4 separate regions of the Mus musculus genome follow, and regions 1, 2 and 3 are each linked to region 4. The links are chromatin loops, found by intact Hi-C in ENCODE. Cell type or tissue: heart. All regions are shown on one strand. Region 1 has its middle 88 kb from the start of Gm34331. Region 2 has its middle 100 kb from the start of Gm34331. Region 3 has its middle 12 kb from the start of Platr5. Region 4 overlaps Spp2 (secreted phosphoprotein 2).

Evidence for each region. A loop is a pair of places that touch in the nucleus more often than their neighbours do. Peaks named below come from ENCODE experiments on the same cell type or tissue, not always from the same donor. Only the 100,000 strongest peaks of a DNase experiment are listed, where the experiment ranks them.
Region 1: it touches region 4 in a loop (2.9-fold over the local background); 11 of 42 quality-filtered maps call a loop at or near these places.
Region 2: a loop joins it to region 4, with 4 times the contacts of the local background. A loop is called at or near these places in 11 of 42 quality-filtered maps.
Region 3: it touches region 4 in a loop (9-fold over the local background); 19 of 42 quality-filtered maps call a loop at or near these places.

The regions. Positions count from the first base shown.
Region 1 is chr1:89,187,502-89,195,501 of GRCm38, reverse strand. No RefSeq gene overlaps it. Among named protein-coding and RNA genes, the nearest start is that of Gm34331, 88 kb to the right of the region's middle. In heart, CTCF peaks have their summits at 2,452 (motif pointing left), 3,612 (motif pointing right) and 3,832 (motif pointing right); DNase peaks (open chromatin) are centred at 3,851, 4,291, 4,691 and 6,091; H3K4me3 peaks cover 733 bases; H3K27ac peaks cover 4,836 bases.
Region 2 is chr1:89,203,513-89,211,512 of GRCm38, reverse strand. No RefSeq gene overlaps it. Among named protein-coding and RNA genes, the nearest start is that of Gm34331, 100 kb to the right of the region's middle. In heart, a CTCF peak has its summit at 4,007 (motif pointing right); no DNase peak of the experiment used is centred here.
Region 3 is chr1:88,738,999-88,746,998 of GRCm38, reverse strand. No RefSeq gene overlaps it. Among named protein-coding and RNA genes, the nearest start is that of Platr5, 12 kb to the left of the region's middle. In heart, CTCF peaks have their summits at 1,589 (motif pointing left) and 4,401 (motif pointing right); a DNase peak (open chromatin) is centred at 1,548.
Region 4 is chr1:88,419,828-88,427,827 of GRCm38, reverse strand. It overlaps Spp2 (secreted phosphoprotein 2), which reads right to left. Exons shown (of 8, transcript NM_029269.3): 7 at 7,150-7,245; 8 at 1,390-1,506. The coding sequence ends at 7,160. Among named protein-coding and RNA genes, the nearest start is that of Spp2, 17 kb to the right of the region's middle. In heart, no CTCF peak of the experiment used is centred here; a DNase peak (open chromatin) is centred at 3,007; H3K27me3 peaks cover 764 bases.

The DNA of each region.
Region 1 (8,000 bases), 770 kb before region 4:
GTCCAAGTCAAAGGTTACTTACTCCAGAAGGCTCCAAGAAACTTCTGGAACAAGATGGCCCTCCAGTCACATGAAAGACCCTGGGTCCTGGGCCTGAGTCTCCCAGAACCGCCCACCTGCAGTTAAACTGTCAATATCATTGCTCTTGAGTTATGGAGTCATTATTAAGTAAAATAAGGGGTTACTAAAACAGCACTGTGCTACTATGACAACTGGTCTGGTACCCAAGACAACTAACTATTGGGTGATTAAAAGGTAGCCAGTGGTTGAAGCCACATCCTGTAAGAGATGAATTAGAGATGAGATCTCGTCACACAATTGAGAGGAACATACGACTGAAAACTTATGAAGTGTTTATTTCTAGAGTTTTCCATCGAATACTTTTGAACCTCAGCCAATCATGGCTTCACTGGAACCTCAGAAAGAGAAACTTCAGGAGCGTGGGAGGGTGTTGTACTGTGTCACCATATTTCACAAGTAAGGACGCGAAGTGTAAAGACTTGGATACATTGTCTGGGTAAAATTAGAAGTCAGAGGCAGCGCTATCCTACTAACAACCCAGCCATACCCTGAACTCTGGTAGGGAACGACCAGGAAATGGACAATAGCCACAAGAAGCCAGCAAGGACAAAGGCATTAGTTTCTGGGAGTAAAGGCTGGATTTGGAACTGACAGCCCAAGCTCCGTTAGCTCTTCCTAAAAGAAACCTCAGCCTGAGCTGCCCAGGGGACAGCTGGGCCATCTGCACTACAGGAGCCACCCAGCCAACCCTTCAGTTTGTGGCCCCTCCTCTTATCGGGTCTTTCCCAGAAGCATCATAGGAATTCTTTCCTCTCCATGGTCCCGCAGGTTGGGCTGGACCTTGCCGCGGAGGGATGGCCTGGCCACGTGACCACCCAGGAGTTAGTTTAATGTGTTTTAGGTGAGGCCGTGTCGAGTGTGCACTTCAGACTCCCCTTGTTCACCGCCCCCACAGCACGTGAGAACAAACATCACGAACATGGTGTGGAAAACTTATCCCTTTTCATATCGTAGTCCCACAGGTCAGTGCCAACCCCCGGAAGCCAGGGGCCAGCAGCTATGTGGTTGCCAAGCAGGAAGCCTTTTCTCAAATGTGTTTCTTATTGGCTGCCCACGTTTTTGTTTTTGTTTTTGTTTCTCCTTTTCCGGTGGTCCCGCCATCAGCAGAGGATGAGTCTCGTCCTTCACACCCTCCTACATTTTTACAGGTGTTATTATCTTAGGACTGCAGCTAGAGAGGTTCTATGCATTCAGGTTAGGCTTACCTGTGTAGTCCAGGCTCACCCTCCCTATTTTAAATTCTGTCAACTCAACCCTGCTCGCAAAACTCCTTTTGTCATGAAACATCACATATCCTTGGGTCTTGGGCACCATGGTGAGGACATTGGTGGGAGGTATTCTGCCTGCAGGGGGTTCAGGGGAAGAGTTGATGGAGCCTGGTGATAATTTAATGAATCTGTTATTTCTAAATGGATCAAGACCTGTAAAATATCTCCCCCATTATCTTCTAAATAGATTCCAGCTGTACGAGGAGACGGGTGGTGGGATGTGCTTTGCAGGGGTGGGGTTGGGGTGTAGAGTTGGACTGTAACTTTTCTGTCTTCTCTTTTGGATCATTGACTTACTTCTCAGGCAAGTTTCATTTGCTTAAAGCACTGTTTTATGAATGTCAACTTCTCCATGGAGACCCCTCCCCCTTTCCTCATCGTCAGCAGCTGCCCCTCCTCCAGCCGCCCACTCTCTCGCTGCTATTTGGAGTTGAAAGCTGTTCACTTTCATAAAACTCGACTTCTTGAGGTGTGTGTGGGTGCTGCTTGATTCCTGCATTGGAGACTGATTTTATTTAGAAATCACTTAAAGGATTCGTTAAAAAATGCAAATTCCTAGGCAGCTTAGGACCTCTGGAAATCTTGAAATGTCGCTTAGATAGCTGGGTGTGGTGGCACATACCTCTAGTCTCAACTTTTTTTTTAAGATTTTTTTATTTGTTATATGTAAGTACACTGTATCTATCTTTAGACACTCCAGAAGAGGGAGTCAGATCTCCTTATGGATGGTTGCGAGCCACCATGTGGTTGCTGGGATTTGAACTCAGGACCTTTGGAAGAGCAGTCGGGTGCTCTTTTTGGCTGAGCCATCTCACCAGCCCCTAGTCTCAACTTTTGAGAGGTGAGGCCCATGGATTCCTCATTAATGGGGTCAAGGCCAGTTTGAGAGCTTATCTCAAACAAACAAACAAACAAACAAAGTAGCAACGGATGTAAGGAAAAGAAAGAAGCAAAGAAACATAGAAAGAAACAAATATTTCTTAGAAGACGATCTAGTTCCTTATTCCCAAGAAGCTGTGGGGCCCAAATCCAGATCTAAGCATCTTGGTGGACCAGAGGCCTCCGATGAGAGGCTGGATTTAAAACACTGCCACCTTATGGCGGAGGGAGGAACTGCACTTGTGGTCTCTGAGTCCGGTGAGTGCCTAGTGGCTATGCTCATGTTTCATGAGTACAATGTGTGCTACTTGGGGTGTTGGGGATCCCATGATTTGTATCCTTTAAAAAGCAGGAAAAGCTGGGAAGAACGTCAAAGGTCTAGTAGATGGGTGGTTCATGGAGGAGCAATGACCCTAGGCAAGCAAGCAGTCATTAACACAGGCAGAGAGGGGACGGGAGAGGCGAGTACTTGGATTCCCACAGTTCAAGCACATCAGCGAGGGACCCAGACTGACACCAGTGCAGAGTCTTCCTTGTCTGATTGGCTGGCAGGTGATCCACCCTTCTGGCTTCCACCAGTGCCCTGGGGCCCCATCACTTTCTGACTGGGAGACTGTTCATAAGCTACTTCCTCAGGCGAATGCTTGCTGTACATTTCTTTGCCGACTTCACCCAGCTCCAGCCTTGAACAGAAGCCCTGATCCCCATAGACCCTGCCTCGGTGGGACTGGTTGACTCTCTTATCTTAGCTGCTGAGAGTCAGGTCCCAAGTAGGAGTGTCTGGGACTTCCTTCCTTTCTTGCTACTTAAAATGTCTTGATTAGATTTTCCAGCCTTATCAGCTGTGAAAGGCAGAGAGACGTCTAGCTGCAGGCAAACCCTGCCGCAGACACCTCCTGCTCAACTCTGCTCTGGAGAGTTCCTGGAAGAAGTGTGTAGCCTCTCAGAGAGGATCTGGTGTTTTAGAGTCTTCTAGGAGAGGAAAATTCAGGTGGCAATATCTTTGAGGGCAGAACAGATTTCTTGATTTAACCTTGCTTTGAAGGCCAACCAAGGTTCCCCGGCTTGAAGGCAGATCTTTCTCCCAGGCTCACCTGCAGTTCATACAGAACTTTCTCGAGGCCCAGCCATGTGGTCACCTGTTGACACTATGGAGCCGTGGATTCAAGGTCACCTAGATACGGTATCTCACAGAACATCTGACCTGGAAAGGTGCTCTCTGTCTTGTCTCTCTTGTCCCTTTAGAGGAGGGGACTCCACACCATTTGGCTGCTGTCACAGGGTGTTCTAGAACACCCTAGAGTCTGCTGACATGACATCCATTTTCTTTTAAGGTTTATTCATTTTATGAGGATGTGTGTGTGTGTGTGTGTGTGTTTGCCCACCTGTATGTTTGCACAGCTTTCCTGCTTAGTACCCAAAGAGGCCAGTAGAGGGAGTCAGGTCCCATGGACCTGGAGTTTTCCGGCAGTTTTGAGCTGCCATGTGGGTGATGGAATTAAACCTAGGTTGTCTGAAAGAAGAGTCAATGTTCTTAACTACTGAGCCCTCTCTCCAGTCCTGTATTCATATTTGAGTGCATTAAGTGGACTATGTGCATGCAGTGCCTGCAAAGGTCAGAAGAGGGCGCCAGATCCCTCTGAGCTGGGGTTAGAAATGTTTGTGACTCACAGTGGAAATCCGCTGGGGTCCTCTCCAAGAGCGCGAAGTAAGTGTTCTTAATCTTTCCAACCCTGCAATCTGCTTTCCACAGCGGGTCACTGCGGTTCTCTTAGTGCAATCTTGACGTCATTTCGGATAGAAATTTTGACAGAGAAATCTGTAAGGGCACTGGCCTTTAGTGGTTCTTCAAGTCTCAGCAATTTCTCACTGAGATAAGATGCAGACCCCTCTTTGAAGCTGACTTTGCTGAGCACTCTTACCCTCCTTCTGGAATGGCATGCTTGGAATGTGATTTCAGCTTATCAGCCTCCTCCCCAGCGGCCAAGGCAGTAGCTAGTCTCCAAGGCGTCCAGAAACCTTCACCTTCTAAGCCTCTATAAAACTGAACTTGCCCATAGCCGCCCCCACCTCTCTTCTAGTCTCAACCTGTTGGCTCTGGATCCCTCCTCCCCTGAGTGACCTCTGGTCTCTTTCAGTGCTGAATGCCCTGGGGGAGGGGAGGGGGAGGGGGAGGGGGAGGGGAGGGGGAGGGGGAGGGTAAGAATCAAAGCCATTCTAGAAACTTCTGTCTTGTACTTTGATGATTTGGAAATTCCATGGTGAAAAAAATATGGACTTCCGCTTTTAATTAATAAAAAAAAAAAAAAAAAAACACCCCTGGGCCAAACTATGGGATTAAGTCAATAATAAGTTCCAAATCCAGGAAGCAGATGTTCCGAGGCCGGTTTATTTATTCAACATGGTGTGACGCTGAGACCTAGCTGCATAAATGCTCTTACAAGACGGGAAATCCTTCCCAAGGAATTTTGTACACAAGAAGCCCCCTTTCCTGTCCCCTTATCTCCAAGGCTCTGCTTTGATGCTTTACCTCATGGCTGACTTGGTTCCCTCTGCAATTCTCGGGTCTCAGTCACCTGACCTTGAGCCAAAGACCCCTTGAGCAAATCTCCCGGACTGTAGGGAGGATAATGAATTACTCCAAATACATTTGCCTCCGCTGCTGCGTTGTCGTTAAGGAGAAATGGTACTTTAGTCTAAGAAAATGACTGTGCACTGAGATACCATTCCACCGTGAACTAGCCCTGGGTAAATTATTTTATCAGCATAATACATAATGATTTTAGAAAGCTTAAGGGATTGGAAGAGAGTCATGGGGCCCCATTCACAGAGCATGCATTTTGGCTTTTGGAGATCTGGATTTACAAAATGAAACGGATTCTCCGGCTGCCTTGGGGGCCAACGCTTTAGTTAATTTAATTTTCTGGATACATAAAGCTAATCCAGAGGTTTGTCTCAGCTCCTTAAACAATCTTAGTTCAATGTGACGGCTGGAAATGTGGCTTCCCTTTCTGAGAAACCATGTGTGGGTAGCCCTGACATGTGAACTGTGTTAGGCTGGATAGAATGGATTGAAGGTTTTATGTGATAGGGCATCTTCCTCGGTGGCCCATAACAGACTCCTTAAACTGCCTTTTACACTAAGGTTGGTGCTGGCTTCTTGTACAAAATAGGCTTGTCCTCTGGCTGTGGTAGGTATGTCACCTGCCCCACAGAGCCTGAGAACTGGGGACTTTCTCTTAGATGTTGTGGAGTACACACAAGATGTCAATTTCTCCCAAGAGCTGAAATTATTGATGTGTTTATAAAAAATATAAAGAGAAGGGAATATGTTCTATGGAAGTGTGATGCAGTATGGAGGGGAAGGGAGTGTCTCTACAGGCCCATACCAAGGCATCCCTCCCCGCTGGGGGACCAGCCACACAAAGGTATAGTATAAAATAGAGTTTATTCAGGGCATGCAGAGGGGAGTTAAGAGGGTAGTAGAGGCAGAGAAAGGCAAAGAGAGAGAGCAGTAGAGGAGAAGAGGCCGGCCATGAGCACGTGGGGTGTGGAGGTGTTGGGGGGGGGAGGGGAGGGAAGCAAAGAAACAAGAGACAACAAGAATGAGAGGAAGAATGGGGCAATCAGCCCCTTTTTTGTGGGTCAGGTCTACCTGGCTAGCCAGGTAACTGTGAGGTGGAGTTTAGACAGAATGCTGTCAATCATGACACTTGAACTTGGGATCTGGGATTGGTCAAGATGGAACTAAGTGGCAGGTCTCATATGGAGGCTTATTAAAAGACAGCGGTACAGATGCTGCCTGGAGGGGGAGGGGAGGGGTGGAGCATAGGGCATGTGCAGGAGGACATGTGACAGGGTCAACAGTGGAAATGTGTCGCCTCTGGGCAGCTAGTGATGACGCGTCTTATTGTTCCAAGTCCCTCAGGGGCTGCCTAGGAAGGTGCCTGATTGCTAACATTGTCGCAGGGTCCTTTTTGGGCTGGCCAAGGAGGTGCCTGATTACTAACAGGCCACTTCTAATGTCAGTTTATATTCTTATTTTTATTTTTCATTATTTACATAAGTATTAGAGATTGAACCTACAGCACAGAGAGTTTGAGGCAAGTGCTTTATTGATAAATTATATTCCTACCTCTCTGTCCTATTTAACTTTCCTGTTGCTGTGCCCAAAAACAACGTAAGGAGGAAAAGATTTATTTCCGCTTACAGCTTGTAGTTCATCATTCAGGGAAGTCAGGGCAGGAAATCAAAACATAAACCTGGATGTAGAAGCTAGTGCAAAGGTCATAGAAGAATGCTACTTACTGGCTTGCTCAGCCTACTTATATAACCTAGGATCACCTGCTCAGGACTGGCACCACCCACAATGAGCTGGGCCCTCCCAATTCAGTTGTCAATCAAAAAAACCCCGCCAAAACAAACAAACAAACAAACAAACAAAACACATCACAGGCTTGCCAACAGGCCAGTGTGCTGGAGGCATTTTCTTAGTGGCTCTTCCTTCTTCTAAAATGACTCTAACGTGTGTCAAGTTGACATAAAACCGGTCATCCCATCCTCTTCTCCCCTTTTTAAATCTGAAGACCAGGTCTCCAGCAGCTGTCCAGGCTGGCCTTGAACTTGTCCTGTAACCCAGGCTGGTTTTGAACTTGCGGTCCTCCTATCCCAGTTTCTCAAATTGCTGGGGTGATAGACCTGTACCGCCAGGCTGGCTGACAGCCACATTCTGTATTCCAGACAGATAGCAGACCCTCCAGGAGAAGCCTGTCTCAAGGAAGAAAAAAATCAAAATGGAAGTGCCCTGGTTCAGACAATTAAGCAGGTGTCAGGAGGCCATCAGACACACCCACCCAGAAGATAGCTCACCACAGAAGCACCTCTGACACCCCCCCATCTTAACTCCACCTCCCACTTGCTCCCACCCACCAAGTGAGCCAGAGATTAAGTCACCTCCCAAGCCATTCTTAACAGCTTAACTTCAAACCCCTGACTAATGGATGATGTCATCGCCAACCCCCTTGAGATTCAAAGCTAAACCCAGAGACTCCTTTTCGAGGCCGCTGAAGCCTGTGTTTTCCTAGACAGCAGACATAATTAGTCCCAAATAAATGCCATGCTCTTTGTTTTCGACTGGGTTGGTTTTGTTTTGCCCCTTTCTGAATCTGCTTTGGGTGTCTAAGAAGACACATTTGCCTAGACCTCTATCCTAAAGCTTCTCTCCCTCCTTCCTTCATCTGAGAGATCCCTGTCTTATGTTCAAGCCTTCTGCTTGATTGGTTGCATGTGATGTGAGGTACTGGCTGAATTTTATTTGTTTGTTTGTTTGTTTGTTTGTTTTTGGTCTATAGATGCTTAACAGTTTCTCTGTGCTGACTTTCGATAATCAACCCCGCCCTCCTTATGATTTATTTCATTTTTGTATTTTGCTTCCTCGGGAGCCTCAGGCTAGCCCGAGGGTTTGACTGAACAGAGCGACAGCATTTTTTTGAGCATCACGGAACTCAATACAGCATCGCCACTGTGCCTCCTGCCCAGCTTCACTTGCAGAGCTGAGAGGATAAAGTGAAAACAGGTTTGAGAAATCAATTTACAGTCACAAGTTCTCAGAGCAGAAATGGGTGACATCTGGGTACTCGCTTGCGCAAGCTACCTTCCCTCACAAAAATACTGACCTGGTTAGTCAAGCAACCCTTAGCACATAAATCACTGTCTTAGTTAGAGTTGTGTGCTCTAACTAGTAGTTGTGCTATTGCTGTGAAGAGACACCAT
Region 2 (8,000 bases), 780 kb before region 4:
GTGACAAAGTGAAGAATGCAGCGGACACAGAGTTTCTGAAGCCGGGCTCCTGTGACTGATGAGGGGTGGCACTGACCACAGCCACAGTCGTGGACAGTCAGGCTCAGGCATGAGAGAGACAAAAACAAAGGGACTCCCTCCTTACAACACAAAGGACTCAGGCTCTTGAGACATAGGTCTGAGAGCAGGTGGTGACCTGAGACCTGGACTTACTGCATCCTGCCTCACTCGCCTTCCCGAATCTTCCAGTGAACTGGGCTACAAGCACGATTGCTCCATGGACAAATACTGTCTTGGAAGAAAAAGAGGTAAAAGTGAAGAAAATGACTCCTGTGGGCTCTAGGGGAAGAGAAAGAGACTGTGACAGCCCCTGGTGTTTTATTCCAGACTTCCTGGGGAGCACAAATGTGCTTTGAACAATTCATGACTTTAATATAGAAAGCAGTTACTAAGTCTTATTTTTATGCCTAGGAAAACAGTTTTATTACAAATAACCAATCAGCAACCAAATACACGAACTTTGCATCTTAGGAAGTAGATGTGAATTAGCAGACCACACCCCCTCAACCCTGACTAGTCAAGAATCCAGGAAGCAGTTAGAGTTGGAGCTTTTACAGAACAGCACTGACAATATCACACACACACACACACACACACACACACACACACGTACATACACTATACATTCAGACACTTATACATGTAAACACTTATACATGCTCACAGAGACACTCTCACTCACTAATACACTCAGATAACTCAGATACACACACACACACACACACATCACACATCACACCACACTATACACTTGTCCTGTTAGTTACTTCACACTCATTTGTTGCTATACACCAACATGATTGTTACTCATTTCCACATGAACACATATTGAAGGAGTTTTTCATGTACTAGAGTAGCTAGAGGCATGAGGGGAACAGGTAAAAAAAAAGGGATGGGAGGTAGCAACAACGTGACTGACGGCCATCCAAAGGGGAAGTGCCCTGGGTATCCAGTGTCACAGAGAGATTGCCAATAAGCTGATGAAAGCTGTTTAACAAAAGGCTAATGACACACAGTTTATGTGAATTGCACCTGCTTCCACAAACCCCCACAAACATCTTTTCTAAGGAGGCGTCAAATCTTGCAGGGAGTTCCATCTTGGATAGAAGGGTCACATGATGGAGATGGGAAGTAAGAGGATGCATCAGTAACAGCCAAAAGGGAGCCCATGGGAGTCTTAGCTACAGTGTCTCCCCAGTCCAGGAAGATGGCTACTTTGTAACTCAACACCTGGAGTCCAGCGCTGAAGGGTGCCAGCATTATTTCTAGTGTATGAATCTATAATTTTAAGGAAGAGTAGGTCTCTACTTTCCAAACAAAACATCTTATGTTTTGACTTTCCACTTGGCCTCAGCATTTCTGATTCTGGCACCTTTACAGCTTCTCCGGCAGTCACTTAAACACGGAGCCCCGGCCTTTTTCACAAACCATTGCTGGCCATTTTGTGATGCCAGTGTTCGTATTTTGCAGTGTTTGACTTATGGAGGTCAGAGGGAACATTTAAGTTCCTCGATGGTCAGTGTTTTGTGGTTCAGACTGGCTATGGATTCTGGCTTGCCTGAATTGAGCTCATAGCATGAGCTCTGCTTTTCGAACTGACATTTTCGGCTTTACTGGGAATGCAAACACAGAGTTTGAAAGCAAAGGAGCAGCAGGCTGTAAGACGTGACTGTAATTTTACCACTAATGACTTTGTAATTGACATCTGGCAAGTACTTGTTCATGTGAGTGGTCACACTATGCGCTTAGAGTCTAGTGGTTACTACAAGAAGAACACCACACAGGGTCAGTCCTCGAGGGTCCTCAGGGTCAGCCCTCCAGGAGCCCCGTGCTCCCTCCCCTAAACGCCACCTCCTCTTCAGCAAACTGCACCTGTGGTGTCCAAGCACCAGAGGTGTGTTTGGCTCACTTTAATCATCACCCCCTGTGACTGGCTTTCCCCGTTATTCAGTTGGTGGATTCCTCTGTGTTGTATTTAGTAAGATACTCACTTGTTTCCATGTTACAGTTCATCCCATGTGCGATACAATTTAGATATACATCATTCTACTCTTATAGGACATTAGTCTTGTTTCGTGGTTTGGGGATGTATGCCTGATGATGCTATGAACAATCCTGCCTCTGTAGTGTAGTTTACCCATGTGTGAAGCAAAGATATGAGACATGTTCAGTGTTGACAGATGCTCAAGTGTTTACACAAATCTCCTTACACCTACCTTCTTGGCGTGTGCAAATTTGTTTCTCCACAGCCTTGTCAAATTCGTGGAATTAGTCTTTCATTTTAGCTAATTTAAAATAAGTCTAAGAACCTAGCTAGGGCTGGTGAGATGACTCTGTGGTAGGTTAAGGCATTTGCATGATGACCCAAATTCTATGCCCAGGGCTTCCATGGTGGAAAGATGAGAAGGGGCTCCTGCAGGTTGTATGCTGATCTCTACGTACATGCTCACATGCATGCTCTCTAACGCATGCATAAATAAATAAACAAATACATAAATCTTCTTTTTTTCATTTAAAGGCTTAGCAAGAAAGTAGCCCCCACATCTTGTTCCTCTAATTTGCATTTCCTTAATGACTAATCAAGTTAAAAGATTTTTAGGAAACTTTTGGAAGATTCTTCATCACATCTGTTTTTTGTTTGTTTGTTTGTTTGTTTGCTTGCTTCCTTGCTTCAAATACTGACCTTTGTTCGACCACATGCTTTACAAATATACATATTGTGGATGTCAAAATTTTTCTTATCTTAAAGTTATATTTTGAGGCGGAGGAATAATGTCAGTGACCAGTTTGCATTGAGTCCCTTAACCGAATTTGTTGTCTTGAATGCTACCTTTTCGCTGTTTGGGAAACCGGTCTTCACACCAAAGTCATGAAGATTCCTTCCCGTCTTTAGTGTTCTTTGTCTCCACACACTTTTCAGCTTTAATGTGTGGGAAATTCCTTTACTTCTAGTGTCTATAGGACCATGAGATGTTGGAAGAGGTGACCCAGTAGGAGCAAAGGGCCTAAATGCAGACATTAGAATCAGAGCCAGCCCCTGCTCCCACTGTTAGGAGTCCCACAGGAGACCAGGTGGCACAGCTGTGACATGTGCAGAGGGCCTAGGTCAGTCCTGTGGAGGCTCCCTGGTTGGTGGTTCAGTCTCTATGAGTCCCTGGGAGCCTAGGTTATTTGGTTCTATGGGTTTTCATGTGGTGGCCTTGACTCCTCCCCGTCTTCTGCAGGATTCCCAAGCTCTGCCTAATGTTTGGCTATGGATCTTAATGAAGACATTTAAGCATGAGGTAGCTGAATCTGTAGGTTTTAGCCGTGGCTTGAATGACATCAAGTAGAAGTGTTTTAACCCATGCTGGTCAGCTCAGGTGACCTGAAACATCTAAAACTGAGTCCTAGAGGCAAAGATGCAACCTGAGACGATACTAGGAAGTGAAACACTGTTTAAAACCATCCCTTATTGTTTGAATGAGGGTAATAAGGAATTTAAGTTGCAAGACCATAGCAAAGCAAAGTCACAAGAGAAAGAGGAGAGGAGGAGAGGAGAAGAGGAGGGGAGGGGAGGGACAGGGAAGGAGGGAGGGAGGGAGGGAGGGAGGGAGGGAGAGAGAGAGAGAGAGAGAGAGAGAGAGAGAGAGAGAGAGAGAGAGAGAGAGATCTTTCAGACACAGAACCAATAGGAAAGAAGGTGTATGTTCTGGGATTTAAAAATAAAAGCCTGCAAAAAGAGAGGTTTGATTTTTTCTTTTATTGTTGTTGCATATATTTACTGGTTGTGTGTGTAGCTGCCTGTGTGTGCACATGTGGAGGTCAAAATGGGTCATCAGGCTTGGCAATGAGAGTCTTTTCCTGCTGAGCCCTCTCCAGCCAGTTTGATTTCCCTTCCTAGCTTCTCCTGCCTGTTGCTGGGGCCTCAGGAGAAGGATTACAATCAGCACAGCCTGTTTATTTCCACCAGGGGGAAGTATAGTGTTATGAATACCGAGGTCTCATTTAACCAGCAAATAGACCAAGGTGGGCCCCAATTGCCTAGCTTCTTTGCTAGGGAATGCAGGGAGGGAGGGACTCAAAGACTCTGAATCTCTTGAGCTGCTTTCATTCATTCCTGAAGCTTTAAAGAACAGAAGATGCTGCAGAGGGTACAGGCAACCTTCTGAAAATGACCTCACCCTGTAATTTTGGAAAAGTAAGATGCACACAGGTGTCAGCCCTCCTCTTCCTGCCTCTTCCTGGGATGTGCGGCCCTTTTGGCTGGAATCGGCAAGGCTTCCTGACTAGGTGGAAGGTATGAGTCAGTAGTCACAGTCACTGTGGATTTTAGGACTTTGGTGAAGCGATTTAGTGTTTATTAAGGGTCTTTCTCTGTGAGGGAAGGACATAGCAGCACATGAGTCATGCCTACTGCCCAGAAAGCTTAAAGATAAGCTGCGGAGCCAAGGGATGTCAAAAGATAAAAAGAATGCTGTAGGAGAAAACAAAGGGTGTGTACGTGTGTGTGCAGGTGCACATAAGTGAGTGAGTGTGTGTGTATGTGTGTGTGTGTGTGTAAACGTGTACTGGGGGTGGGCATGTTGGTGACAAAGGAAGACAGGGTCTGGATGGAGGGGGTGGAAGCAGAGGTCAGGTGAGCAGCAACTTATGGGAGAAGGGCAGCTGAACAGAAAGGAGACAAGTCCCAGGATGGACCACAGACTGAGAAGCACTTCCTTCCAGGAGCAGAGGAAGAGTCTGAATGACGGAGGAGCCAGGCCAAGGATGGAGAGAGAGGTCAGATGTGCATGGCCAGCCACAGTGGCAGGAGCCAGGGATCACTGGTGAGAGAACTAGGCTCAACCGGTTCTTTCTCAAGCTTAGGTCTATGACCAGGTAGGAGGAAGTCCTCATATACAGCAGCAGAGCCCTTGAACTGCTGTGGTGGTGTTCCACTGCAATTGCAGCACATAGCAGGCAGAAGCCAGGGGTAGGGTGGTGTGTGTGTGTGTGTGTGTGTGTGTGTGTGTGTGTGTGTTTTTGTGTGTGTGTGTGTGTCTGTGTGTGTGTGTGTGTGTGTGTGTGTGTGTGTGTGTGTGTGTGTGTGTGTGAAGAAATCCAGGCTAGCTTGAGTTATACCAGAAAGGAGACCAGAGAGACTTATCTCAGAAAACAATAAAGATGAAACACCCCAAAAGTCCAGAGCCTCCCCAACAGACTCCTCACTGGGCTGGAGAGATGACTCAGCAGTTAAGAGCAGCATTGGTTGCTATTCCAGGAGATCTGGGTTCAATTCCCAGCACCCACACAGCAGCTCACAACGGTCTGTAACTCAAGTTCTAGTGGATCCAACATCCTTACACAGACATATGTGCAGGCCAAACACAAACACACATAAAAAGAAAAAAAAATAGGGAGTCATCATTGATGATAACACAGCTAAGTTCTTCTGCCACAGGAGACCCAAATCCATGCTGATGATCTCACCACACAGTTACAGGAAGAGACTCAAGATAGCTCTAGTGTGAGTCACAATATGCCTCTCAAAAAGGCATGGATTTCACCAAAGACAGCCATCATTTTTAAAATCCTGTTTCTTCTTGTCTCTTTGCTCATTGCCCCCAAACCTTCTCGCACACCCACCAGGCAACTTTTTCTGTGATGTCCCTGTAGGACAGCTTGGCCTTTCTCACTCCTTGGTTTGGGTCTCTTAACCACTGCCAGGTGTTCCAAACCCAAATAAATCTTGGCTCTTCGCTATGACGATTCAGCCAGGTGCCCCGCAGCCAGTACTATTTTACTCCCTGGGTTTTAGATGTAAGGCTTTGTGATGGTTATTTTTCGTTAAAATCCTATGAGACAAACATCCCAGTGTGTCTGTGGGGGTGTCTGACTGTAGGCAGCACCATCCTCTAGGCTGGGGCCCTAGACTGAGTGATAAGTAGAAGGTCAGCATTCATCTGTGTGCTTCCTGTACGTGCCGTGTGATCAGCTGCTTCCCACTGCAGCCGCCATCTTTAAGGACTGAGCCCCTCCAACTGTGAGCCAGAATAAACCCTTCCTCCTTAAAGTTACATCGCACAATGAAAGAAGTGACCAAAACGGGCTTCACCAACCTCCAGGGTGCTTCTGTTTGTTTATTTATGTATTTGTGTATTCATTCATTCAGTCATTTTTTCAGAATCATCCTTAATATTCTTCAGGGCTCTCTCCTTACACAGCACAAGTGTTTAACATTGCATCGTGTCTCTTTGACCTTTAATAGCCCAGTATTGTCACCTGCATTTTTCATTGGGACACATCACTGCCACCACTGCAGCATGTAACCCATAGGCAGCAAGTTAGACACATCTGGTCGGTAAATATCCCAGTCAATTTCTTGGTAGAGTGATTGCTCATAGAAGTTCGGGTACAGATGAACAGCCATGTGCTTCAAGTAACTCTTTGTCGAGACAGGTAGTAATTTCTGCTGACAGTGAGATGGTCCCCACCATATGACAGTAGCCTGGAAAATCACTTGGAATTCACTCTGCCTGCGACCTCTGAATAACAGGCTACATTTCTTGGCGATGTTTTGCTCCTGTCCAGGAGGCTCCACATCACATGATTCAAGCACGTAGGAGGACGCTGCATGGTTCTCCTTTGCAGCATGAGGAGGTGGGGGTCGTGGAGAAGGCCCCAAAACAGACGATATCACATCCCTTGAATGGCCCCAAACACGCTGGCTGTTTGGCCCTCAGGGCTCTGCCTGGTCATGAAGAGGAGAGAACTAAGACAAGGGCCCATAGGGGAGCACTAGAGACACACAGAACATTCCATGGTCCAGAAGGGTGCTGACACCCATCAGCTGCATGCTGGAAAGAGAGGTCTTGGCTCCACTCTGAGACTCTTCCTTGCCAGTTATTAGCTTCTTGTAGAAATGTGTACACTTAACCAACCTGATTCTTACCATCCTATCAGTAGTCAATACCTCAGAGTCATGAGGCCCATGCTACTCCAAGCCCACTTAACAGGGAGGTAGCTGCTTCCAGCTGCGGTGCATTGCAGCCTCCACAGGAGGGAAGGCATTTTGAGAGACCTCAGAGAGGAAGAGGGAACAGAGAGACGGAAAGAAAGGTGTCTTCCACAAGGAACAGAACCAGGAGGGTCTGGAACGACTAAATGGCCAGGTAAAGATCAGGGAATGGAGTCTAGAGAGGCCCGAGGGAGAGAGGGAGGAACTAAGGGAAGGGAAGGACAGAATGCGGAGGGCATCAAAGAAGAGCCTTGGAAAAGCCCAGAAGGACTTTGCGGACGCTGGAGAAAACCCTGCAGTCCCAGGGGAGGCTCAGCCAGGGGACTAGTGTACTGTTTATAGTAAGCAGGTTCTATTAGAAAGCAAACGGGTATGAAGAGCCAAAATGTGAATAAAATACCGATTAACAAGTCAGATATTCCCATCTACTAGTTTGATTAGCTTTTGCTTGACTACCAATGATCAGTTTTCAAACATTGTCAAGATTTTTAAACAAACAAACAAACCACTGAGAACTAACTCACCATTTATATTAAGCAGGTTTTAATCCCAAGAAAATGCCAAATAACAAAAAAATAAAAGGAAACCCTTTTCTTCCATCTATCAGTTTGACTCACAGGTAGTTTACAAATACCAATGAGCATCTTCCCAACATAGTTGAGGTTCAAAAAATACACGTACATGTATGTACATGTATGTACACAATGCACACACACATATGATAGTGCATATTGACTGATTCAGCCAATTCTAGTTTGGAAAAAAAAAACACTGAAAAAGAAAATTGCATTTGTACTGAACCTGGACAGATTTCATTTTTTTCCCTGTTTCTCTCTAAACAATATAATTCACCATCTATTTCTACAATGCTTGCATTGTATTGTATATTGAAAGTAACCTATAAATGGTTTAATATATGCAAGGGTACGCTTGAAGGTTACATGCAAATACTACAGCATTT
Region 3 (8,000 bases), 320 kb before region 4:
TCATGAGACAGGCAGGTGGCTGGCTCATACCAAGATCATTAGGTCTTTGGGGACGTGGCTCAATTGGTAAAGTGCTCGCTGCAGAAATATGAGGACCAGAGTCCTTGGCACCCAGTGAAAGCTGGATGTGAGGGCACAGGCCTGGAACCCCAGGGCGGGGAGTGGGAGACAGCAGCATCCAGAGGCCTTGTAGCCTGCTGGTCCGGAAAACTGCAGAACTCCTTGCTAGCAACTGAGGAGGACACCCAGCTTCACCCCCTCTGGCTTCTCACATCGCACTCTGGGGGTCATAGACCTGCCCCATCTTTTCAAGTTACTCGCACATGTCTTTCACCTCTCCCTCTTATTGGAAAGAAGAGACATTGCATTCTTTGTTTATTTTTGTTTGTTTGTTTTTTGAGTCAGGGTTTCTCTGTGTAGCCCTGGCTGTCCTGGACCTCATTCTGTAGACCAGGCTGGCCTCGAACTCAGAAATCCTCCAGTCTCTGCCTCCCAAGTGTTGGGATCAAAGGCGTGTGCCGCCACTGCCCAGCTGAGACATTGCATTCTTAACTCAATTTGCTTTTCCATGTAACAAAGCAGTGCTTATCTCTAGCTCAACGGTCAAAAATAAAGGTAAGGAATTAACAGTAGCGTTTAACTCCAGCATGCCCATGGGAGAACTATGCCCTGTGATTTCACACCCTGATCTTGGTTAAACAAAGGGAAACCGGGGGAAATCAATAGAACGTCACTTTTTGTTTAATTGTGTGGAATTCTTTCACAGAAAGTTGACTGACGCCTTTGCATTTCGGGACAGTGCAGGATTTACGGCCATCCTCTGTGTTTCTCTGGTAGCTCCGCAGACTTCCCTTCTACTTTATGGGGTCTCTGGTGGTCTCAGATAGGGGACCTCTTTCTTTTCAGTCTTCCTTCTGTACTGTCAAGGCTGGCCTTCAGTGGGAAACAGAGGACACACATCAGGAACAACTAGAATATCAGAACAGTGACTTCAAAAGAAGGGTATTGTTTTTGTAGAGAGGCCATACAACACTGAGAATCAAAGGGCATCCTGTCGGAGGCCCACTCCTTCCTGGACCCTGGAAAGGGCACATCCTTTGGGAGCCGGGGTACTCATTTCCTTATTATTATTATTTTTATTTTTAATTTTAAGGACCATTATTTTAGTTGGGAGATCTGTTGTGCTGCTCAGAGGACTATGAATCCCGAACTCAGGCCATCCTCCTGTCTCAGCCTTCAAGCTCTGAGGCTATAGGCATGTAGAACTGTGGTCCGTTTCCTTTGGCTCTTAGGCTCACAAGTCGTTTCCTCTCCTGGGCTCACTGGCTTCCTCTGTAAAACCGTGGCACCCACAGGAGCCTTGTGAGAAAGTTGGTTATGCATAGGTACAGTCTGTCGGGCATGCAGGGTGGTGCCAGTGCACGGGGAGTGTGCTCACACTGACTGTGGTCTACACTGCATTGCTTGAGCACTGTGCATTTGAAATTCCCGCTTGCAATCCCTACAGGAGGCTCATGGCTTGTAAGCCAGGGCACTCTTCACCCTTAGTTACACTTATGTTGTGGGCTACGTGCTCCCTCTAGTGGCAGAACTGAGCAGCACCACAATCAAAACAGTTCCGCCTACTGGAGCCCCAGAGACATGGTTCACAGACTGCCACTTAGACATTCTAGAGAAGATGACAACACCTTAGAGAATGTCACGGTGAAGGAATTTGTTAGAACGGAGTCTCACGGGAGAAGATTTGAGGGTTTTACACTCCTGCATATATCTTAGACCTTAAAACTTCATTCGTTTTTTCCTTCCCTTTTTATTCTAATGACCCTTATCTTTGCAAGGGTATTATTCTCATCTTCCAACATGGATTTCTTACACTCTCCTGTGAGCTAGTTAAGCCTCATAGTCCTGTTAAAATACACGTCATTTATCTGATTCGTTCAGATATGTGGAAGTTGAGGACTGAATTAGAATTCACGGATTCATTAACTGTCTTCTAACCCCAAAGATATGGGAAGAATCTCTTTGCAAAGATTACAGGATTTAACATTAATGGGATTCAAATCTGTGGTTAAACTGAAATGAGAATCTTGCTTCGGGAGTGGATCGGGCAAGGGTGCTTCTATTTGAAGCTTCTAAAAATGTGATGGTAGCCCAGTCAGTGCCAAGAACTGTCAATTTAGGTTAAATGCTCCCTGTCACTGTGTGGGTGATGTGCGAGGAGATACAATATTAAGTTGATGTATTTAAAATGTTTCTCTTCTACATGGAGTGGGGGTGGGGAATGCATTCCTTTGAGCCACCATGAGACTATTCCCACATCTGCCAGTACAAACAACTGGGGATAAACAAACGAACCAACAAACACCCCCCCCCCCCCGCAAAATTGGGAAAGGGCTGGAGAGATGACCCAGTGGATTAGAGTGCTTACTGTTGTGTTTTGTTTTAATCTCACGTACCTAACCTGGCCATTGCTCCTGTTTCCTGAACCTCTCTTTCTCCCTTTCACTGATTGGCTAGTCCAGAAAGTGACGTGGAGCTCCCACCAATGGGATGAGATATCCCACCTTTGTCAGGGATAAAAGACTGAAGCCATCTTGGCCAAGGACTCTCGCTAGCCTGGTTTGGGTCATAGTGTGCTCCCCCTACCTGCTTTTTTAAACAAACAAGAAACGAGTTCACGGATTTGTTCCTGTGTTCCTGTGTCCCTGTGCTCCCTTGTGTGACACCGAGATTGTTTTTTGTTTGTTTCTAATGCTATGTGAGCATGTTTGAGCTCAGGATCGACACAAAAAGCTGGACGCGGTGTTGGCAAGACTCTGTAACCCCGAATTCTTACGGAGATGGGAGGCAGACAGGAGAGTTTGTAGGAAGCCCCTGAACCAACTAGCTGGAGTACACAGTGGTGTGCAGTGGCACAAACAGGAGAGGCCCTGCCTCAGACACAAGGTGGAAGGAGGGAATGGACCCCTAAAAGTGGGGTCAGTCCAACAACACAGATAGATTTACTGGAAAACTGTTGTGAGCTGAGGCAATGGCTCAGCCTAAGTAGATTGATTGTTGTGGAAGAAGGAAGGCCTGAATTTGGTACCCATGTTTGAAAAGCCAGGCATTTCAGCATACACTTGTAACCCCAGCCTTGGATAAAGCAGAGACAGATAAGGCTTACTGGCTGGCCAGCCTAACCTTATAGGCAGGTTCCAGGCCAGGGGGAGACCATTTCTACAAAGAAACAAAGTAGATAGTGTGGGAGGAACAACACTCAAATGTTCTACTCTATCCTCCCTCCGTGACTCATGCATTTGCTAACACAGGCATGCTCACCTGCACACAAACACATACCTGGGCCAGTGAGATGGCTGCGCTGGTAAAGGCAATGGCGGGCAAGCTTGATGATAAGGGTTCAAGCCCCACACCCATAGGGCAGAAGGAGAGAGCCAGCTCCTACAAGTTACCCTCAGATCTCCACACATGTGTCACGGCACATGCACAAGCATACATAACTGTAAGTAAAAACAACATTATTCCAAACTACCTGAGATCTGCACCTGAGCTTCATTAAAGACACCTGGTGGCAAATTAGGAGCCAGGAGCCAGGAAAGTCCTTAAATATTGTGACTTAAAATGTATTTTATTGGGGGTGGGGCAGGGTGGAGCGGGGCCGGGGGGTGGGATACATTTAATCTGGTGAACTCACAGGCCCCAAAGGCTACTTACTACTATTGTCCTGCCAAATGGACATAGTATCAAACTGCCCTTTAGCGGCACACCTCTGTGCCCTCAGATTCGTGCAGATCTCAATCCTCATCAGAGGCTCCTCTGTGCACCGGACAGTGGCCAATGCAGAAACTTACAGCCAGTAGGTCCACGAGAATGGGAATCAGTCGAGTGCTGAGCCACAGATGAGGCAGCTAGGTCATACCCCTTACCCTCGAGGCTCACAAAGCTTCTATAAAGATGGGGCAGAGATTTTGTAAGAGTCAGAAATAGATGACAACCAAAGCAAAACAGTATTTTCTGGACATGGCACGGCCGCTCACAAACTCACCGCGGTGATGACTACCCGTGGTGGTTTTCTGGCCCAGTGATGGGGGAGCAGGGGCAATTGTTCTGCCCCTGTGCAGCCAGATCTGTTGGGGTGAGAAGCTGGCAGTCTGATTCCGTGTTCTGATCGTGCTTGCACCTCAGTTTGTTCTCTCTGAGTGTGCTCACGTGTGTCTCTGGGTGGTGACGTTGGAAGCCAGATACCCTTTAATCCCAAATCAGTGAATACCGTGGATCTCAGCTTTTCATTAGGAAAATGTTAAATGTGTCTATATCCATGGGACCCAAAGAACAGAGCCAAGACATGACCTACTGACAACAGGCCCATGAGCTTCAGAGCCTGGCTTACTTGTTGTTCTTCTCCTCACCACCAGGGGGCAGGTCTCCCAACCAGATGAAAATCTGTGTCTCTGTGTGGATTTGAGCTTCCGGCTTCCTCACAAGGAATCATTGAGGTGCTGACGTTTATTCTGACGTTTCATTTCAAACCAAAACGCATACCTAGAAACTGAAATCTTACAGAACAACCAGGCATTATAGAGGCTGTCATCCCATGTATTCATTCCCTTAGCCGTGCAGTATGTGTGTGTGCGTGATGGCCAGATCCTGGCACTGCGTCCACATCAATGCATGTAGATGTTGCTTTGGTTTATAGGAGCCCTTCTATGAGGGCGTGATAAGTCAGGGATGGGGGCTGGTTGACTGTAGACAGTACTAGCTGCAGTTTAGCCAAAGGACTTAGCAAAACAGCACTTTAGAAAGTGGATTATCATCTTCCAGACTTCAAGAAAAGCAGACAGCATGTCACACAAAGTCCTGTACCTGGTCCAGCAGACCCTGCTCATTCAGATGGCCTCATCTGCTCTCCACTAGCCTGCAGCGACTCACCCTCATCTGCTCCTTGCTGTTACCTGAAGCCTTTAGCATTTCCTCATCTGTCTTCTGGACTTTGCTTGTGGAACTGTCACATGAAGCTACTCAGACCCTATCTGAACCTTCCCTCTTACTCTCATAGACCTATCTGGCCACCACCTCCTTAGTACTGAATGCCAGTCTTGAAGGCATCGTTTTCTTCGTGTCTCCTGGCTTCTTCTGTGGTGCCCTCCAAGGGCAGAAATTCACTAGCATGGAGTGCCTGCCCACAGTGATAGTGTCTCTTGGTTGTCAGCTTGGGGCCTGTCTGTGGGGGGAATAGATTACTAACTGGTGTGCTGGGGTTGGAGGATCCCGCCTACTGTGAGCAGTGCTGCCTGAGGCACATAGACCGAAGCTGTATAAGAAAAGCAAGCAAGTCAGAGAGAGCAAGTCAGCAAACAGACCACCTCCATGGTCTCTGCTCCAGTTCGTGCCCCCGGAGCCCTGCCATGGCTTCCCACTGATGGACTGCAATAGTAAGCCAAATAAGCCCTTTCCTCCCCCAAGTCACTTCTGATCGGCAGTGAGGAAGATACTTAGGACCTTCAGCAGCTCCCTAACACTAGAGCATTCTGGGACTCACAGTAGGCACTCAATAAATACCCACTGCGTAAAGTCATGGTCTACGTCTAAGGACTGCTAAACAAGTAAAGGCAAATAAGGCTGGAATGATCTAGAAAGTACAAAGCTGTGTGTGGTCTTCTCTTGAGAATAGGTAGGCAGGCAGTGAGGTGAGGGGCAGACGCTTGGTCATCAAGGGCCCTGGTGACTCAGGCAGAAGCGCCCAGGCATACGCACAGAGCACATTTCATGCAGAAGATAACACTCATGTCCAAGGCTGCCTATGTTTCTGTCCTGTTGGCTCGGTGTTCTTCCCATTCCACCATTTTCTCCTTTTTGTGATATGTTAAGAGAAGCGTGGTTCACACATGGTCTCTCTACTGCATTCAACCGAGGACATCTACCCTGTGGTATTGAAACTTCCTTTCCTTCCCTCCTTCCTCCTCTTTCCCCTCCTCCTCTCCCTCTCTTCTTCCTCCCCTAGCCCTCCTTCTATAAAGTCATCATACTGGGAGCATCTCCTCACAGACAGGATACAGGATATACACACTGTCAAATAGAATAAAAACACCTTACGGGGGCGGGGGGGGGGGCTTGACTTGCCGATTATCCTTCTCTGACGGTTCACATTGATTGTTTGATGGGACTTGAGTTCTTGGAAACAAACCTCTGGGCACACCTGTGAGGGGATGTCAAGATCAGGTTAGTAGAGGTAGAAAGGCCCACCTTGAATGGGGGCAGCCCCATATCATGTTCTGGGGTCCTGGTCTGGATGAAAAGGGGAAATTGGGCTGAGAGCCAGCATCCATCTTTGTTTCATGACCGTGGAGACAACATGACCAGCCCCATGTTCCTGATTCCATGCCTTTGACTGCACCCTCAAAATGGGAGCCAAATTTTCATCATAATAAAGAAAAAGGTTATTGTCCAACCTCTCTTCATTCATTCATTCATTCATTCATTCTCAGGTTATATTTGGCTTCTCAGTTATGTTTCTGGGACACTCAAGACAGATACTGGATTCATATGACTAGTTGTATTATTAATAATGATCATCATTGGGTGGCTGAGGGTTTGCCCGTTAAGGTCTATCCCTAATGGATGTACTCAGTCACACAGTGCTCTTCAGGCTCAGGTCTATCCCTCCAACAATGGGAAATTTCACACAAGTTCATGTGTGGAAGTCCTGGAGTGTTTTCAAATCTATGGTTTTTGCTGTACACATGTGACAACTTGAATAGTCCATATAAAGAGCTGGTTATCCCTGAGGCAGGTAAAAATACCAATGCATGGAGTTTGACAGACTCATGGATGGGTTGGGGGGGGGGGATAGACAGGAGGCGGGACCTGAACATGAAGAGCGTTCCTAGTGATGGGCTTTCAGGCATGTGCCGCCACACCAGGTTTATGCAATGCTGGGTTGTGTGGCAGAGGAGAGAGTATTTGTTAGGCACTCAGCACAATTAGAGGGGCCTGAGAGATCAACATCGATTAGGGATAGACTTTAATGAACAAAGCTGGGAAGAACCCTCAGGCACCCAAATGATGTTCATTATTAATAATATCATAACAAGTCATATGAATCCAGTATTGGTCTTGAGTCAGGACATTCCTGAATGTCCTGGAAGCACACCTGAGAAGCCACACCTTCCCTTTAGAGGGCACTGGAGAAAACTGGCCTTAACTGGACCTCCACCACTGGAGCTGGGATCCTCCCTTGGCTCTGCAGCTCTCTCTGGGAGGTTGAGCCAAGAACCAACTGGGAACAGAGAACCCGGCACGGTCATTTTGGCAGGAGTACGGGTTACTCTGAAGAGTAGCTCAGCTTTGCTGGTAATTGCCCTGATTAACCTTTCTTTGGGCTATTTTTAACTTCTCAATTAGTTCGTTTTCATGATTTTGTATATTCATGGAATACAGTGTAACATTTAGATCTTATGTATACATTGCATGAAAAATTAAGCCAGCTAGCAAATCTAGCACTTCAGCTTCTATTCATTGAGAATCTTTAAAACCTGCTGTTAATAATTTTGAAATACATTTTTTTTTGAGACAGAGTCTTCAGTGTCCCAGGTTGACCTCTAACTTGCTGTGCTGCCGAGGCTGGTCTTGAACCTCTGATCTTCCCTCCTCCACCTTCCTAGTGATGGGCTTTCAGGCATGTGCCGCCACACAAGGTTTATGCAATGCTGGGTTGTGTGGCAGGGGAGAGAGTATTTGTTAGGCACTCAGCACAATTAGAGGGGCCTGAGAGATCAACATCTCAGCCTGGTAGAAAGCTTCATGCCAGTATAAACAGAGCAGATGGAAAGCCATAATGCAGATGCCATTTAGAACGTGGTGTTAGGGTGTTGGCTTAAAGAGGAGCAGCTGTAGTCTGTTTCCTACTTATCTGTGTGGGAGTCGCCTCCCCAAGAAAGTGTAAGCAATTAAACTGGTATTGCTGAACTTGCAGTTAGCTCTAGAGCAGCACTTCCCAACAC
Region 4 (8,000 bases):
CAGACCAGCGCCATTCCCCAACACGTTTTAATTCTTCAGTCTTCAGTACAACGTGTCTGTGTCTGAAACAAATACCATGACAGGATACAAGCAGGAGCCAAACCTGAAACACATTCAGTAAGTGCCAGGTAGCTGCATATAAGAAGCATTCTGTATAGCATCTTGACTTGCTGTCATTTTCAGAAGGCTGGCACAAGCAACTCTGTGAGAGTAGGTCTCACCACGAAGCTGAAGCTGGTCTCAAACTTAGAGTTCTCCTGTTTTAGCTTCTCAAGGGTCACCAACAAGCACTGCTGTGCCAACATGCTAAACTCTTAATGGGAGAACGGATGCCATCTCACAGTTTTACAGGCACACACATGTGCACACACACGCACACACACACACACACACACACACACACGACTCACACCAAACCACAAATGATGTCCAAAGGAGGCAGATTTGGGGATGAGCCCTATTCCCTAGGCGGGTTTGTTGGGAATGCCCACTTTGGAGGATATTTCATTCTGTAGCTAATTTATTAGACTAAGAAATCTAAAGGAATGCAGTAGTAGTATGTGGTGCTCCTATAGGCACAGTGGTCGATTGCAATGAGTCTTACTCTTTAGCCACTTAATCAATTTTTTTCTTAGTTAAAATCCATAAGCGCACAGAAGGCAGCGGAAGATCCTAGGTACCCTGCTCCCTCACTCCCTGCCTTATTTCCTTGAGAAGCATCTCTTGCTGAACCCAAAGCTCTATAGGCATGTGTGGCCATACCTAGCCTTGGTTTTATTTATTTATTTTTTTAAATAGATGAGATCTAGGGATTCAAACTCAGGTTCCTATGGGCATTGATCAATCCCACCCACTGAGCCGTCTCCCCAGTCCACTAAACTATTCTTGGAACAGTTCTATGTGTACAGAAACACAGGACAGTGTACAAAGTAACCTGTTCTCCCACCAAAGATGTTCTCTGTTATTAGCAGATTGCGCTATTGTGTCAGCATTTTCTCCACCTGATGACCCAGGCTGCTGTGTGGTCAGTCACATCCCACTGCATGGGTGTGTGCCGTCTCATCCATTCTCTGGGGCTTAAGGAGCAAATGGTGTTATGTACCATGTTGTCTGTATCATATGGGAGAGTATTCCTGCCCTAAAAGTCACCATGATGACTTACAAAGAAAGACAACAGGATGCTTGAGTCTGCTTGCTTTTAACAAGATGTTAATATCTATTGTCAATTGGCTGAAAACACTCGAAACATAGTTACTTTGTGAGCCTCCATCCCTAGCATCCTCCTCATGCCTCCTAACATCAATTTCTCATCTGAAATTGGATACTTAGTGATGCTCTAATCTGAAATTGGATACTTAGTGATGCTCTATTCCAAACCAGACAATGAGAGAGCAGTAAAGGAAGGGAAAGATCTTTATTGCAGAGTGGAGATTATAAAAAGGAAAAAGACACCATTCTCCATGCCTTTCTTCATTTCAGCTTCTGCTTCTCTTTCTTTCATGAAATCTATTCAAGAGAGAAGGAAGGGCAGGTTAGATCACCATAGTATGCATCTGCACCCTGAGAAGGAAGGGCAGGTTAGACCACCACAGTGTGCATTAGCATCCCTGTGCTGGAGGCTCAGCCTGGGATGCTTGGGCACTGCTCAGAAAGTGATCTAAATGCTACAGGAGATTTGAACAGCTCCACATTGAGCAGCCTGCTTTGGACCAAAGACAGGATGAGAAACACCACAGGTAGATGAGGTAGCCTGATCAGGGGACAGAGACACAGCCACAGAATAGGAACTCATGTCTCAAAACAGGGAAGACCAGAGAAACTCCTTGCAGGGGCTCTAGCCAGGCATCAGTCTGTGAATGAGAGACAGAGGGGCCAATCAAAGCAGTGGCTGGCCAGAGGCTGTGACAGTCTGAGGAGATAGGGCTAGAGACCAAATTTCCACAAATCTATCCGCTCAGCCACCCATCAGTTAATCTGTGCAGTAAGCAAGAGTGTGTGGAACATTTAAGGAGGGTTGTAAAGATTAAAAAAAAAAAAAAAAGACACGATATTGACTTCCCCAAATATTTAAAGTCATAAGCCAGTGGAGAAGATGAATGTCGCCCTACTACGCACTGTAAATGAGATTCTAGATGCCTGACTACAGAGACAAGGGGGAATCAGCCCCTGAAAAGGGCAGTGCAGAGTGAGGTGCACTCAGGTGAACTGGACCGGACCTGGGGATGAACGTGAGACCCAGGATCTAGTGGGGATTGCACACTGTGTGAGACATCCATGTGAGGCAGAGGCAGAGGAAGGCAGGATGTCAATAAGGGGTGCAGACAGAGACCACACTGGGGTGGGGGGCTGCCCATATGCCATAGTCCTCAGGACCTCAGACTTCATTCTTCAGGTTAATAGGGTTCCCTGGAACTTGTATTAAGGGGACTTAGTGACTGAGTCTTTGAGGGCAACAAGAACTGCCAGGAAGAGTTGGGACACATTCAGCTAGAAAGGAAGAGGAGCCAAGAACATGGAGAGGGGCAAGGAAGGAAGGAAGCCTGAACTGATGTCTGTGGCATGCTAGTCACAGCCATGAGGGAGACAGGTGGGTCTCTAAGGAAGAACTTTGGTTTAAGCTTGGAGTGGAGTAGTCAGTGGAAGTGGGTGGCATGCTGTTGCATACTAAGTTCAACCTGGAGGGATGGATCGGATCGACCCCAGGCAAGCACATCAAAGCATAACCACTGCAAATCCTGGGAAGTCACTGTATGTGGTAGAGCATTGGTAAGAGATGCAGAGCAGGCAGGAATGAGAGCCAGGGGAAAGTGGAGAATGGGGTGTGGTCAGGTTTTGCCTCTGGGGCCCCCGTGCAGGTCCCCCACTCTTTTTGTGGAGTCTCGCTCCTTCTGTAGGTAAGCATGTTCTGGAGATCATAACAAGAAATTCTCACCAGTGAGTCTGAAACATGAACAATGAAATCACTCCCCAAAGGCCAACGTGCCTCAGGTGTTAGGGAACAGTGCCCCCACCTGGTTGGTGGTGGTAAGTACATGGCTCACACAGAGCTGTGGCTGGCTACTTGGCAAGAGTACATATAGTGCCACTCAGCACATGGCAAATGTATCTCAAGCATTGAAGTTTCGTATACAGATGTATCACAAGAAGAAAACAGACGCGTGGGAAGCAGGCATAAGAAGATAAATTCAAATCCCAACACTACCTCTATGAGCAGGGCCTCTCTGACCTCCTTGCTTCCCTTCTCTAAGAAACAAATGATTTAATACAATACAATACAATATGATACGGCATGGTATGGTATGATATGAAATGATATGATATGATATGATATGATATGATATGATATGGTATGGCAGGGATATGATATGGTATGGCAGGGATATGATATGATATGATATGTATGGTATGATATGATATGGTATGATATAATATGGTATGGTATGGTATGATATCATATGGCAGGTATATGATATGATATGGCAGGTATATGATATGATATGATACGATACAGTGTGATATAGTATGGTAGGGTATGCTATAATATGCTATGGTATGATATGGTATGATATGATATGATATGATATGGTATGGTAATGTGTGATACAATACAATAGGATATGATATGATGTGATGTGATTGACACAAGACAGTGGGTGCAAAGGCAATAAGCATATTTGTGAGTCATGCTCTCTCTAGGTGCAGAGAGGACATTTGATCAACAGTGGCTGAAGGAATCAACAGTGGCTGTGGAAAAATCGGGGCACTCATCTTTTTGTCATTGACTTATGGGCCAAAACCACCATCAGACCCGCCTCTGACACTGCTCTTAGGCACAAGCTAACAATCCCAATGCCAGCCACAGAGAAGCATAAAGGAAAACACCCCAGCTCAGATTCTTTCGGCCAGTCCATAATTGCCAAGACAGAACTGTCCTAACTACAAAGATAAAGAAGCAGACCCTTTGCAACACGGGAATTGGACCTTGGTTTTCCAAACTATGTATTTTAGAATCCCACCAACAACATCACGACTCTTTTACTAAGTACTAGATTTTACTCTCTACTCTAGTATTAAATCATTTCTGGCAACCTTAGAGAAGACTGGAATGGTATTTACTAGATTATAGACACACTTGCTCAGTTTCTAGTTTAATCCAGGGACTAAGGCAGGCTCATGATAAAACAGAGAAAATGGGATTCACATTTTTAGAATAGCAAGCTCACTAAGACCAACCATCCACCCATCCTACCCTGATTATTTAATGAAATCAATAGGGATATTTTTATAAGTAACCTTATATAGACATTCGGGATATCTTCACTAGTCATTGAACTAAAACAATAAGGATAACCAGTAAGACATCTGCAAAGAATCCATGGCTCAATGGGAAGAAAAAGAAACAAATAAAAAACCAAACCCACCAAACAAAAACATCCCAAATAGCCTTGCAGGTGCTGAGCCTCGATCTCAGGGTTGGATTTCTGTCAGAGTCAGTGGTGCAGGTTTAGAAAGAGATCAGCAGAGCCTGGAGCACACTGGGGCTGCCTCCTCAGTAGAACAAGAGTATGGCCGTTACTAGTTTCATTTTATGACCCTAGGCAACACTGTGGGCTGTTTCAAAACCTGCCCTGCTAAAGGTCACATGAGGCCAGAGATGTAACTGGGACACTAGTGACAATCGGTGGACAGGCCGAGGCTGCTGCACTTGGTCTCCAGGCTGTGCTGCATCTGAAGACATGTGTTCTGGGTGATTCATTTCTCCACAGATGTTAGATGATCCCACTCTGTTGCAACACATACATCCATGCACAGTCGGTGGAATCATATCATTAATAAGCAAAGCACGCTCATCTACTGAAAATTCTGTTCTCAAACCCCTCCCCTCTCCAGATGCTTGACAGGGCACAGGGCAGGTCTTTGCATGTATGTAAAGAGTACAATGAGTTTCTTTCTTCAAAATGACGAGTTTCTTGATCTCAGCAAGAAGTTGGTTTTTATTTTTAGATTAAAAAGAAAATCTGCCACTTGCGTCTTTCATCCACAGTGGATTTTTTTTTCTCTCTCCATTTTAGTAAAATGTCAGCTGACTTCTTTCAAATCATAAGTTGTTAAAATTAATTATGCCACGCTTAGCTGCCTTTCTGGAAAACGTCTCTCAAAAAAACCCAAAGTGAAAGATCCCAGCTCAAAAGAAACACAGTGAGCAGAGATGTGCCCTGTGTCATGGACTGAAAGCAGGGCCCCTGGATGAAGGTGACAGGAATCTCCCTGGATCCGCTCTCAACAAGCCTATGAGTGTGATTGCATGTGTGTATGCGCACCACGAGTGTGTCTGGTGCCCTCAGAGACCAGAAGACGGTACTGGATCCCCTGGAACTGGAGTTACAGACGGCTGTAAATTACCATTCAAGTGCTGGAAACTGAACCTGGGCATCACTGGGAGCTCAGGGGTGGGGTGGGTATGGGAAGGACAAAGCTAGAGGTGTGCACAGAGTTGAAGCAGTAAGGCTGCTGTGAGCTATGCTGGGGCGCTCAGATCGTGTCTGAAAGCAGGCGGTGCTGTTTACACTCTAACACGTGCGGAGAGCTGTAGACAGGGCTCAGTGGTTAAAAGTGCTTGCTGCTCTTGCAGAAGACCAAAGTTCAGTTCCCATCACATGAGGGCCCCAGGCATGCACAGGTTGCCCACATTTACACACCGGCAAACACTCATACACATAAAATCAATCAATGTTTTCTTTAAAGATGTAAAGTACACGGATGCCGAGGCTTCGGTAGTAATGTGTGTGTGCTGTAAACGTCGGTGCCCGGAATCCACACCTGTAACTGCATTTTAAATATAATTTAAAATTGTTAAGATTTATTCATTCTATTTATGAATGTCTGCACGTGTGTGTGTGTGTGTGTGTGTGTGTGTGTGTGTGTGTGTGTGTGTGTGTGTACCAAGTGTGCTTGGTGCCCATGGAGGTCAGAAGAGGGTGCTAGATCCCCTGGAACTGAAATTACACATGGCTGTGAGTTCTGTGGAACCATGTGGGTTCTGAGAATCAAACCCAGATCTTCTGGGAGAGCACAAGTCCTCTTAACTGCTGAGCCGTCACTCCAGCTCCTGCAATTGTATCTTAAGTTTCCTTTTAAGTGTCTCCCTCGTGGAGTCCCTTTGGAGTTTTCAGAATACTTATTCTGCTTTCTCTCATCCTGGCACCGGAGAGTGTGTAGAGTGGTGAGACTCCACCGTACTGGGTGACGGCTTAGTAGATCAGGGCTCAGTCTACCATTCCCCCAAAGCACTGGGGGAGAGTGTACAATACATTACTCTGATTTGCTCAGTGTCTGGAGTTTGCACAGCTCTGATTTAGCCCACAAGGACAGCAGACTGGGCAGGCAGTGTGGGATAAGGTCCCAAGGCCAGAATGCATTCAGTCCATTAGTATCGAGGGAAGGAAATGGCAGGCTGATATTAGATAAATCTGTCAATACAACAAACGACCCCGCACTCCACAGATGCCAGGAGACAAGGAAGGACAGAGGAGGTTCACTGATGCTCCCATGATCCATAAGTTGAGAAAACGAAGTTGGTAGCAACGGCATCAACCAAGAAAGGAAGCCAGCAGAATTTCCAGATCTCACAGTCCAGCCACAGCCAATGACCCTAGCAGACAGTTGACATAAGGACCCAGATCATGGGAGTGTGTGGCCCATTTGAAGATAGGCTACACATCAATGACAGTGATGATCAAGGAAGAGGAAGCGATGACAGAGTAATCGATAGAGGGAAGAAAGAACTGGGCTGAGAGAGTATAAGTGGCCACCAGTGTTGAGATGACAAGGAAAAGTCAAAAAGGATTTCATAAAAATATTACGGAGCCTCCTGGGAAAGATGGAGGGAGGGCAACACTGGGGTAGAGAGGCTGGGAAGACCAGGAGATATTCTCTTTGTGGCTTGGAAAAGTGGAGAAACTTGGTCATATCAGTAACAGCAGATGCCATGAGGGGAAGATGGGAGCTCACAAGATGGATGCACAGCAAGATGGATGGAGGAGGTAGGAGGTAATAGAAGATGGAGTGGGTACTAAAGGGTCTGGAAAGGATACCATGGCACTTGTTCTAAGTCTCTTCTGCTTCTAAATAGTCATACATGTCCCTTACCTCCAGGATGTCACTCAAAGCCAGAATTTACTCTTGCTCTGCGATGGAGGTTCAGGAACCTTCTATGGGCGGGAGGCTGTCCCCTCCTCATGATTTCTAAGGATGGAAGGGAGAAGCAGACTCTGTCAGGCATAAATGGATGAGACCAAGGCAAACACAACCTGAGCCCTCGCTGCCCACAGAACACCCAAGGCACCATCTCCTGCCTTCCTCAACAAGCCTCCAGCCCTCTCACGTCACAGTGGCACCCAGAGCTGACTTCTCACTCCACAGCCCATGTCACACTCTCAGCTGCAAGCCCTCGAGGGCAGGAACTGTCACATTTCTCTTTAAGGCATCTGTGGAAACTGCCCCATGCTTGTCACACACGTTTGTGAAATTAAATGAAATCATCATGTTCAGAGGCATCTCTGAGACAGCTGTACATCTGCATTAATGATGCTCCAAGTCCCCCAGTGTGGTTAAGTGGTGGCTTAGAGATGCCTTCTGACACACACAAGAGGGCTAATCACATGAATTTACATCTGTACTGTATTCTCTCTGTCTCTCTCTCCTTTTAACTATGTTCTGTCTCTTTCATTTTCTGTGTGTATTTTTTCCGTGTCTGTCTCTTTCTGTCTCTCCACATGCATATGTGTGTGTGTGCATGTGTGTGTATTTCCTTCTAACTATGTCTCTGTCTCTTTCTGTCTCTGGGTCTCTTTGTCTCTGTCTCTTTCTGCCTCTGAGTCTCTGTCTCTCTCTTCTGGTCTCTCACCACTAGGGAAATCTGACATGTTTTAAAGACACTCACACATCCCTGTCAAGATACCCATATCGTAAAAAAACTAATTTTCAGTACAAAGCCCATG